Linked DNA regions of Homo sapiens: region 2 is linked to region 1. Evidence: read pairs that join two places in POLR2A ChIA-PET (ENCODE). Cell type or tissue: GM12878. All regions are shown on one strand. Links, peaks and the distances in the headings refer to the core of each region. The heading gives the core; the rest is flanking DNA. Region 1 has its middle 28 kb from the start of LINC01252. Region 2 has its middle 13 kb from the start of ETV6.

Region 1 (5,386 bases), core at 227-5,226:
ATCTCCTGAGCTCAAGCTATTCTCCTGCCTCAGCCTCCAGAGTAGCTGGGACTACAGGGACACACAGCCATGCCAGGCTAATTTTTTTTTTTTTTTTTTTTTTTTTTTTAGAGATGAGGTTTTGCTGTGTTTCGCAAGCTGGTCTCAAACTCCTGGGCTCAGGTGACCCTCCTGCTTTGGCTTCCCAAAGTGCTGGGATTACAGGCATGAGCCACTGTGCCTGGCCTATTATTTGTTTTTACCAAAGTTATATACATAAGCACATATAATCAAAAACATCATTACTACTATTATTTTGAACAAATGATTATCTGCTAGATCAAGTAAGGCTAAGAAAAATCAAAGATTTTATTTTGCTTTAATTTACTCATTCTCTGGTACATTTCCTTTCTTTGTGTAGATCCAGGTTTCTGACCTTGATTATTCTCCTTGTCACTAAAGAACTTCTTTTAATTTTTCTGGCTGGGCACGGTGGCTCACGCCTGTAATCCCAGCACTTTGGGAGGCCAAGGTGGGAGGATCACCTGAGGTCAGGAGTTCAAGACCAACCTGACCAACATGGAGAAACCTCATCTCTACTAAAAATACAAAATTAGCCGGGCGTGGTGGCGCATGCCTGTAATCCCAGCTACTCGGGAGGCTGAGGCAGGAGATTGCTTGAACCTGGAGGCGGAGTTTGCAGTGAGCCGAGATCACGCCACTGCACTCCAGCCTGGGCAATAAGAGTGAAACTCTGTCTCAAAAAAAAAAAAAAAACAACAACTTTCTTTGAAGGCAGGCCTACCAGCAACAGTTTCCCTCATTTTTTTGTTTGTATGAGAAAGCCTTTATTTCTCCCTCATTTTTGAAGGATAATTTTACAGGGCATAGAATTTTAAGTCGGTAGGATTTTTTCCTCTCACCGTGTTTAGTATTTGATTCCACTCTCTTCTTATTTACATGGTTTCCATGGAGAAGTCAGCTGTAATTCTAAACTTTGCTCCTCTATAGGTAAGGTGTTTCTTTCCTCTGTTTTCTTTCAGGATTTTTTCTTTATCTTTCTGAAGCTTGAAAATGATATGCCTAGGTGTCTTTTTTTTTTTTCTTTTGGCATTTTTCCAGCTTTATGTTCTCTGAGCTTCCTGGGTCTGCAGTTTGGTGTCTGACAAGTGTTTGGGAAAATTCTCAGTCATTATTGCTTCAAATATTTCTTCTGTTATTTTCTCTCTTATCCTGATATGTTACACATTTTGTAGTTATCCCACAGTTCTTAGATATTCTATTCTGGGTTTTTTTGAAGCTTTTTTCTTTTTGCTTTTCAGTCTTGGAAGTTTCTGTTGACATATCTTCAAGTTCCAAGATTCTTTCTTCAGCCATGTCCAGTCTCCTGATGAGCCCACTGAAGGCATTTTTCATTTCAGTTACAGTGTTTTTGAGCTCTGGCATTTTTTAAATTCTTTCTTAGAATTTCCATCTCTGTGCCTATATGATCCATCTGTTATTTTAATCAAAATTATACATGCACAGAGGTACCTGGTGACACCAATTCTTTTGCCATAATCTCTTTTTCACATTGTGTAACTTGGTCCTGAATTAGAGATTTCTCTCTCTTTCACAAGCATAATGTCAGATTCTATAGTTTTCAAGAAACTTCAGAATGTCTTTGTGAGAACAGTGAGAGAGTTTGTTCTCATTCTAGCCAAGAAAAAAAAAGATACTAAATATCAACACTAAAACTGAAAACACAGCACCAAGCAATTTAGAGAATTTGATTAATTTTGTACATTAAACTATGCTGCTCTATTAGTTCTTCCTTACCACTCTTTTCATGAATTATATTGCAATCCTATATTCTATTATTGGCCATCTGGATGAAATTATAAATTATAATAAAAAGAATCCTTGATGAAGGGTCATGCACATTTTTATTTCTGTATCTACTTTAAATGTGTTAATACTATAGAGTTGCAGAAATTTGAAGTAATTTTAAATTGCTCTTATGGACAAAACCCTAAGCCTCCACTACTTTGCAATGATGGAAAAGGCCACAGAGCACTTTGAAAAATCATACTTTTATCCCCATTATCTCAGCCAAATGTGAACTGTGGCAAACATCATGTACCTGCAAGCTTCTCTCCACCTATAAGGCCCCTGTCTTCTTCACATGCTACCCTTTCTACCTGGGTGTGAGCATCAATGGTCTGGAGTCATAACTTCTGGGAGCAGGTCTGCTTTTGATCAACTATACCACTCACAAGATTTTATGTGCTTGGTTCTCTTCAACTATGCAAATAGTAGATCAACTAACAACTGTTCCAGCCATAAAGATGAAATCCTCTTCATTCTTACATTCTCTTATAATTGACAAAGTATTGAAATACTTAGTGATGCTCTACTGCTACTACAATAGCTAGATAGACCTTTTGTTCCATCATTAGTTGATTCCCCTCCATTCTGGGCCTGTTTTCATTAAGTTTTCCTTATATAATATGAGGAAACTGTGAAGCATGATTTCTCAATCTCATTATCAGCACTCTTGACATCTGGGGCTGTAAAATTCTTTGTTATGTAGGGCTGCCCTGTGCATCATAGCATCTCTGATCTCTGCCCACTAGATGCCAGTACCACTCCCCCAACTTCTAGTGTGACAACCAAAAATGTCTCCAGACATTGCCAAATGTCCCCAGGGAGTGAGGGGTAAAATTACCCTCAAACCCCAAATAAAAACCACTGTTGTAAAGAAAACTTAAATGTTATAATGTATATAAAGGGGACTCACAAACTATGCAGTTTAGGAATTATTATATTTTTAATGTTTTTTGTCAATGTGTTGTAGAAGAATATGAGATGAAATATAGGCAAAGAGTGAAAGGTGGTCCTTAGAGTGTATTCCAGTTTACTGTCTGTATGGAAGTTGCCTTATGAGAAAAGGCAGACAATCTCTAAGGATGCCTTAAAAGAGGTTTCTGTAGCTAGTCATGTAACAGTTAAGTTGGCCATGGTACCCACATCATGATTACCTTACAGCTTATTCCTTGGGCAGGGGACTAGCCCCTTTGCTGCTTGCTATAAGAGGTGCTGAGCCTTTAACCCTAGGTTCCCCGCATGTGGCACAACCCACTGTGTGAGTAGCTGCCCATTACCACCCCATGGGACTTTGGGACAGGAGAACCAGAATTACCATGCTGATGTTCCCACTGTGTGCTGTGCTGTCTTGCTTGAGTCTCTTTGTCTATTTTCACACCTCCAAAGTGGCAGCAAGCCAACCTGGTTACTGGCTTAGTCATCTCCTTGGCCTTCTTGTTACTCTTCACCATTCTCTATGAGGGAGGAGTTTCCCCTGATACTGGGTTAAGTTACTTCACTTCCCTTTGTCTTTGTTTCCACATTTTAAAATGGGGATAATAATGATAGTACTTAAATCTTAGTGTTGTTGTGAGGATCATTCAAGCTAATGTAATAGCCTGATAGGTAATTATGTCCAAACTAATGCCATGTTGCTTAGTTCTATTTTCTCCTATATGTCCCTGTGTTAGTCTGTTCCCACATTACTGTAAAGAAATACCTGAGACAGGGCAACTTATAAAGAAAAGAGGTTTAATTGGCTCATGGGTTTGCAGACTGTACAGGAAGCATAGCAGCTTCTGGTTCTGGGGAGGCCTCAGGAAGCTTCCAATCATAGTGGAAGGCAAAAGGGAGTAGGAGTCTCACATGGCAGGAGCAGGAGCAAGAGAGAGTAAGATGGGAGGTTTTACACTTAAATGATCTGATCTCATGAGAACTCACTCACTCACTATTGTGAGGACAGTACTAAGAGGGATGGTGCTACACCATTCGTGAGAAATCCACCTCCACAATCCTATCACTTCCCACCAGTCCCACCTCCAACATTGGGGATTACAATTTGATATGAGATTTGGGTGGGGACAAATATCCAAACTATATCAGTTCCTACCTTCTTAGATTGCCTACTAAACTCCAAATCCTACCTTTCTTTCACAGTGAAATTTACTTTTCTTTGTCATAGACTACATTTCCATTTCACAGTGCACATCATCTCACCATCTTTCTTGCTTTCTCTCTCCCTCAGTCTCCTCTACTCATTAACCTCCATCCTCCTTTGCCGGACAGATTCCTCCCTTTGTCTTTGGTGCAGTTGTTTGCAGACCAAATTTGTTGTAACACGCCCCTAGTATTTCAGTTTTTACTTCAAGGTGATTAAAAGATTTTCATCTAGTCAAGTCCCTCCTACCAATGAAATTCTTGTTAATAAAAGTTTCTTTATCACCTCACATAATTCATTGTTCAATGAATATTTTTGTTCCTATAGTGGGTTAATATTTTGATATTCAACTATGTGATTTTTCTTAATTCCTCTTACTTATCTTTTCTTTCCCCACCATTCAAGGAGTGTTAGGGTTTTAGAAATACAGATACAAAGATGATACAGAGAGAACAATTAAATCTTTAACCTGAAGCTCTTGAGAATAATTCTGTAAAGTCCATAGCAGAGAAAAAGGTCTTAAAAGTCATTGCTTTCCATTATTAGAGCCAGAGACTTAGAGAAACATGTTATTTAAATCCCCAAAGTCAGACTTTAAATATCCAAAGCCAGTCCCCCAGAGGGCCAAGTACATAATATTTATACTAAAACCACGGAAAGAAATATGTGATGTCCTAAGAACCATGTCCTGCTCAGAAGAAGATCAAAGCTTGACCAGCAGGCAGGAAGGTGGGGATTAATGAAGGATGTGCTAAGGGTTCCACCGCTAGTGGGACCCAGTGTTATCACTTCCTCCCCCAAGGGCAACCCTTTGCAGAGAGGCATAATAAGCTCAGATGCATGCATGTGTGGCATTCCGTAGCAAAAAGAACTATTACCTGCCTTTCCAGACAACCCAAGCAACTGTAACCCTCACAGAGGACCCCTGAATCCACCTGGGCAGTAGAACAGTGATGATGAGGGCTGGGACTGTTAACATCAGTTCTTTGGTATGTGGTATTGGAAGGAGGTGGAGCAATGAGTAATTTTTTGTTTGTATGCTCCAAGACTGTTTGGCTTGAAAAAAAGGGTATGATCTAGTCATGCAATATTTTTTAAACAATAAAATAAAAATGTGAAAAGAAAAAAAAAGTGGATGTGAGAAGGGAAAAAAAATCTCGTAAGCTTAGCAGTAAGTTTCAAAAGAAACTCTCTAAAATTTTTATTTAAAAATTAATATTGGTTAGATGCAGTGGCTCACACCTGTAATTCCAACACTTTGGGAGGCTGAGGTAAGAGGATTGCTTGAGACCAGGAGTTTGGGACCAGCCTGGGCAACATAGCAAGACCCTTGTCACTACAAAAAATTAAAAATTAGATAAGCATGGGAGTGCACATCTGTAGTCCCAGCTACTCAGGAGGCTG
Region 2 (5,386 bases), core at 169-5,168, 61 kb after region 1:
GGGGCCGGGCGCGGTGGCTCATGCCTGTAATCCCAGCACTTTGGGAGGCCGAGGCAGGCGAATCACGAGGTCAGGAGATCGAGACCATCCTGGCTAACACGGTGAAAGCCCGTCTCTACTAAAAATACAAAAAAAATTAGCCAGGCGTGGTGGCGGGTGTCTGTGGTCCCAGCTACTCGGGAGGCTGAGGCAGGAGAATGGCGTGAACCCGGGAGGCAGAGCTTGCAGTGAGCCGAGATCGCGCCACTGCACTCCAGCCTGGGTGACAGAGCGAGACCTCGTCTCAAAAAAAAAAAAAAAAAAAAATTCCATGTTGGGCTTACAAGCAGTAATGGAAATCTCCCACCTACCCCTCCTTCTGCCCACACTAACCACAGAGTAAATAGAAATAGACCAAATACATTCCAAATCAAGGAAAAAAAGGGGAAAGAAGACTTTAAAAACCAGTCATTCCGAAGATTTCAAGATAACATATTAGTCACAATAGGCTACATTATGCCGTGGTGATAAATTAACTTCAGTACTCACCAACATCACAGAAAATTTATTTCTCACTCTTGCCGCATACCAGTGCAGGCTGGTAGGAGACTCTGCTGCACATAGTCATTGAAGGGCTTGATTGATAGACGCTTTTCCATTCAGCATGTTGTAAGTTGTTGCAACAGGATAAAAGAACACATGGAGACCCCCAAATTCAAACTCAGCCTTGGACCAGAAGTGACACATGTCACTTTCATTCCTATTGCCCAGCATCATTCATGTTGCCTCCTCTAAATGCAGGTGTCATGTAGGGCAGACAAGAAATATTTGCTGATCATTACTGTCTCTTCCATAAAAGGATAAAAGAGAAACAGCAAAAGTGAGAAAAATAGAAATTTTAAAGTGATGCAGTATAAACAAATCCAAATAAATCTATAATCACAACACTCAAAAAGCAAGTAATGTCATAATAGATCTTTAACATCTACTTATATGTTCAGAAGAGACCCACCTAAATGTTAGAAAAAATAAAGCTTGAAGTTTAGAAGACAAGAAAAGGATGTAATAAGCAGATATAACTAAAAGAAAGCCAATGTGGCTGTATTTTTATCAGAAACATATAAAATTCAGACTAAAAAATTATTAGGTATAAAAAGGGACACTCATAACAATTTTTAAATGCTCAGTTCACCAAGAAGATATAAAAATTCTAAACATGCATCTAATAAGATAGTATTAATGGTATCAAATTATGTAAAGTAAAAAATTAGTACAGTGAAAAAAATGAATGAAACTTACAAAGCTTAAAATACTTACTATCTGGCCCTTTACAGAAGAATTTGTTGACCTCTGTACATGACCGTAAGGTACTTTAGCAATGTTCAAAATATTGGCATCAAACAACAACAATCTTTGAAACATAATGCAACAAAATATGGAGCCAATAAAAAATAAATAATCCCACACTCTTGAAAATTTAAAAGGAAACTATATTTTTAAATAATGCATGGGTGAAAGGAGAAATAATGATGGAAATTTAAGAATACTATATACCAAATAACAAAACTATTATATATTAAAACTTGAGAGGTGGCTAAGGATGGCCAATTAGAACACTAATAAGGGCATTAATTGCAACACATTGAAAACAGATCAAATATGTTTCAATTCATGAGTTTAGATATTTGGGGGAAAAGCTAGTTGATCACCTTGGGAAGATGATAGGGAACTATTTAAATAAAGAGAGAAAAATCAAGGATTTATCATGCCTTTCCTACATGAACCATACCACTGAGCAGTCAGTAATGAATCACCTGAAAATATTGGCACAAGGGGACAAGTTGAAACATGCAAGGAAACCCAAGAGGCCAGTCATTTCCAGCTGCCCAAATGGGACTACAGAAAGGCAGCTTTTAGAGAGATCTATGGAAAACTATTGCCTCTGACGGCAGAACATGAAATTTAAGGAGAGTGAGGACAAGCTTGGTTCCAATGGGGACCTCTGCATCCATCACTACATCCAACTGCCAGAAACTTCCGAAAGCTACACCTCTACGTCTGCCTTCCAGATTTCATGCAGGCTCCTCTTTTGGCCAACTCTCATTCAGAATCACAAGAGAAAGGGAATTTTGGAAAATGTCATAGCAATTCAGTGTAGTCCCTCTTTTTCAATTTGGTAACTATATATCCTCTTTTAACCACTTCCAGATAAAGATAATAGCAAAAGTATGTTTCCACTTAAGATGGAACAGGCCTTCATATACCTAAAAAGATATTGATCCAGTCTCCTACAGCAGGGACCCCTAACCCCCATGCCATGGACCAGTACTGGACCATGGCCTGTTAGGGACCGGGCTGCACAGCAGGAGGTGAGCAGTGGGCAAGCTAGCATTATTGCTTGAGCTCTGCCTACTGTCAGATCAGCCATGGCATTAGACTCTCACAGGAACATGAACCCTATTGTGAACTGCATATGCAAGGGCTCTAGGTTGCATGTTCATTATGAAAATCTAATGCCTGATGATCTGTCACTGTCTCCCATCACCTCCAGATGGGACTGTCTAGTTGCAAGAAAACAAGCTCAGGGCTCCCATTGATTCTACATTATGGTGAGTTGTATAATTATTTCATTATATACTACAATGTAATAATGATAGAAATTAAGTGCACAATAAATGTAATGCCCTTGAATCATCCTAAAACTATCACCCCCACCTCCTGGTCTGTAGAAAAATTGTCTTCTGCAAAACTGGTCCCTGGTGCCAAAAAGGTTGGAACCGCTGCCCTAAAGGATACACAAATGAGATCCATCTTTGGATGATGTCGATTTATCTTTTAGCCCACTCTCATTCCCCCTTTGGTACGCTGTAACTTAAATACTAATGGATAAAGTTAATACGTTATGTTAGATAGCAGAATGAGAGAAAAAAGAAAAGACGAACAAAGGTGGTGTGTGTTTAAACATACGTATTTAAATAAATTCATATCAAAGAAAAAATACACTCATAACTACTACCAAACTCATTTCTGCAAATTGGTCACATGGTCATAGCTGGTATTTAGAGTTTCCTTTTCCCACTATCCACTCAGCATTCTCTGCTCTCAACAGGCACCCCAGATTTCCTGGAGGATGACCCAAACCTTCATTCCTGAAGGGTCTGTAACATTTACAGTCCTGCTGTATTGGGTGTTGCAGTTTTCTATCAACTTTTCATCAAAGTAGTATAAAGAGGTGCCCCCAAAGGACCTGTTCAATTCTAATGATACTCCTCTCTGCTTCCATCATGTAGTAGCAACCCAATTTTCCCTTAAGGATCAGAATAAATTATGCTAGCTAGGAGAGTAAGCCGCACCTTCCCCTTGCTTTTTTTTTTTTTTTTTTTTTTGAGACAGAATCTCGCTGTGTTGCACAGGCTGGAGTGCAGTGGCACAATCTTGGCTCACTGCAAGCTCCGCCTCCCGGGTTCACGCCATTCTCCTGCCTCAGCCTCCCGAGTAGCTGGGACTACAGGCGCCCGCCACCATGCCTGGCTAATGTTTTTTTTTTGTTTGTTTTGTTTTTTGTTTTTGCATTTTTAGTAGAGACGGGGTTTCCCCGTGTTAGACAGGATGATCTCGATCTCCTGACTTTGTGATCCGCCCGCCTCGGCCTCCCAAAGTGCTGGGATTACAGGCGTGAGCCACGTGCCCGGCCCGTTTTTTTTTTTTTTTTTTTTTTTTTGCCAGTAGGTTCAGTGGCATAAGGAGCTAAAAATGGCCCCATTAGAGTCTCAGATTCTGGTTTGATAGAACTGCTGTTGTGTTCCCAGTAGAGGCACTCTTCCTTTGGGAACTAAAACCTCTAAAACAGCAGATAACAAAGTTGGGAGGATGGAAAACCCAATTTTTGCTAGCAGGCCATTAAAGTTAGTAATAAGAGGAGCCAATCGCATTTTCTCCCTTTAATTCTCTGACCTGAGGGGGAAAATAAGCACCACACAGTTATTGCGTGCTCAGTGCAACAAATTGCATCCTGGGACAGGTGCAGTGGCTCATGCCTGTAATCCCAGCACTTTGGGAGGCCGAGGCGGGTGGATCACCTGAGGTCAGGAGTTTGAGACCAGCCTGACCAACATGGTGAAACCCCATCTCTACTAAAAATACAAAACTAGATGGGTGTGGTGGTGCGTACCTGTAATCCCGGCTACTTGGGAGGCTGAGTCAGGAGAATCTCTTGAATCCAGGAGGTGGAGGTTGCAGTGAGCTGAGATCACCCCATTGCACTTCAGCCTGGACAACAAGAGCGAAACTCCCTACCAAAAAAAAAAAAAAAAATGCATCCTGGAAGACACTACTGTAGCCCTGCAACGTGTTGCCCTCCAGCTGATACCACAGCTGAGTCTCCAAAGGGCCATCTACTATCCTATCAACCAACTACCTAAAAATGATGAGGAACATGACAAGCCCAGTGGACTTTATGAGTTCTAGCCCATTGCTGTAATTTACTTGGCATAAAATTAGTTTCCTGGTCAGAAGCAATGTGGTGTGGAATATTATGAGGGTGAATACGGCATTTTGCAAGTTCGGAAAGGATTGTTTTTCCAGGAGCATTGCAGGCAGAAAAAACAAATCCATATTCAGTTTTGCCCATTGGAAGGATTTCCCTTAAGCACTGTACCTTAGGGCGCCCCTTGAGGGCCTGCAGTGCTGCAGCTGTCCACTTTTAGGTGGTGCCCGCATGCCTTGAAAAACCATCTGTAATCAGGCCTGAATTTTCTCTTCCTTAGTAAAGTGGACAGAGAGAACTTCCCATGAGGCCATGGGTGTGGACTGAGAGAGAGAAGCCAATTTAATATGAATAAGAGCCATAGGAATCTGAGCCAGTTACACATGCAGCTTACTTATGACTTTGGGACCTACATAAGCCCAATCTTGGATATATTATTTCTACTTATATTGGAGTGCTGCTGTGGACGCCCAACCTATGGCTTAGTGAGTCAAACAACATCAAGTTCATAATGGGGAGTTCATATTGCATAACAACTTGATAGTCCAAAGTCAAGCATTCAGTCTTTTCTAGGGTTCAGTAGCAAATCAGAAGCTATTTATTAAAAAGAGAAAGTTAATCTTTAGAAGATGGCACATAGCTTTGCTTCCCAGTCCTGAAGGTCTATAACTCACAGATAGGGTCCAGCCAAGGGCCCACACAGTCTCCCAATCTGTCAGAGACATTTCAAGTATCAGTGGATCTTCTGTATCAAAGGGCTCCGAGGGCAGAGGAGCTGGCATGCAGCGTGGACCTGTTGAAGAGCCTTCCCTTGTGTTAGGCCCCACTGCAAACTGGAAGTCCACTAGCAGTTGTGCTTTTTTCTTTGGGGTAGGGCTAGATGCAGCAACTTGTTCTTCACTTTTGAAGAGGTATCTTGAC

What was found. Peaks named below come from ENCODE experiments on the same cell type or tissue, not always from the same donor. Only the 100,000 strongest peaks of a DNase experiment are listed, where the experiment ranks them.
Region 2: POLR2A ChIA-PET joins it to region 1 with 5 read pairs; 8 of 35 experiments call an interaction of 5 or more read pairs at or near these places.

What each region holds. Positions count from the first base shown.
Region 1 is chr12:11,573,100-11,578,485 of GRCh38, forward strand. No RefSeq gene overlaps it. Among named protein-coding and RNA genes, the nearest start is that of LINC01252, 28 kb to the left of the region's middle. In GM12878, for the core only: a CTCF peak has its summit at 4,774; a DNase peak (open chromatin) is centred at 3,232; H3K4me3 peaks cover 316 bases; H3K27ac peaks cover 2,419 bases.
Region 2 is chr12:11,633,715-11,639,100 of GRCh38, forward strand. No RefSeq gene overlaps it. Among named protein-coding and RNA genes, the nearest start is that of ETV6, 13 kb to the right of the region's middle. In GM12878, for the core only: no CTCF peak of the experiment used is centred there; no DNase peak of the experiment used is centred there.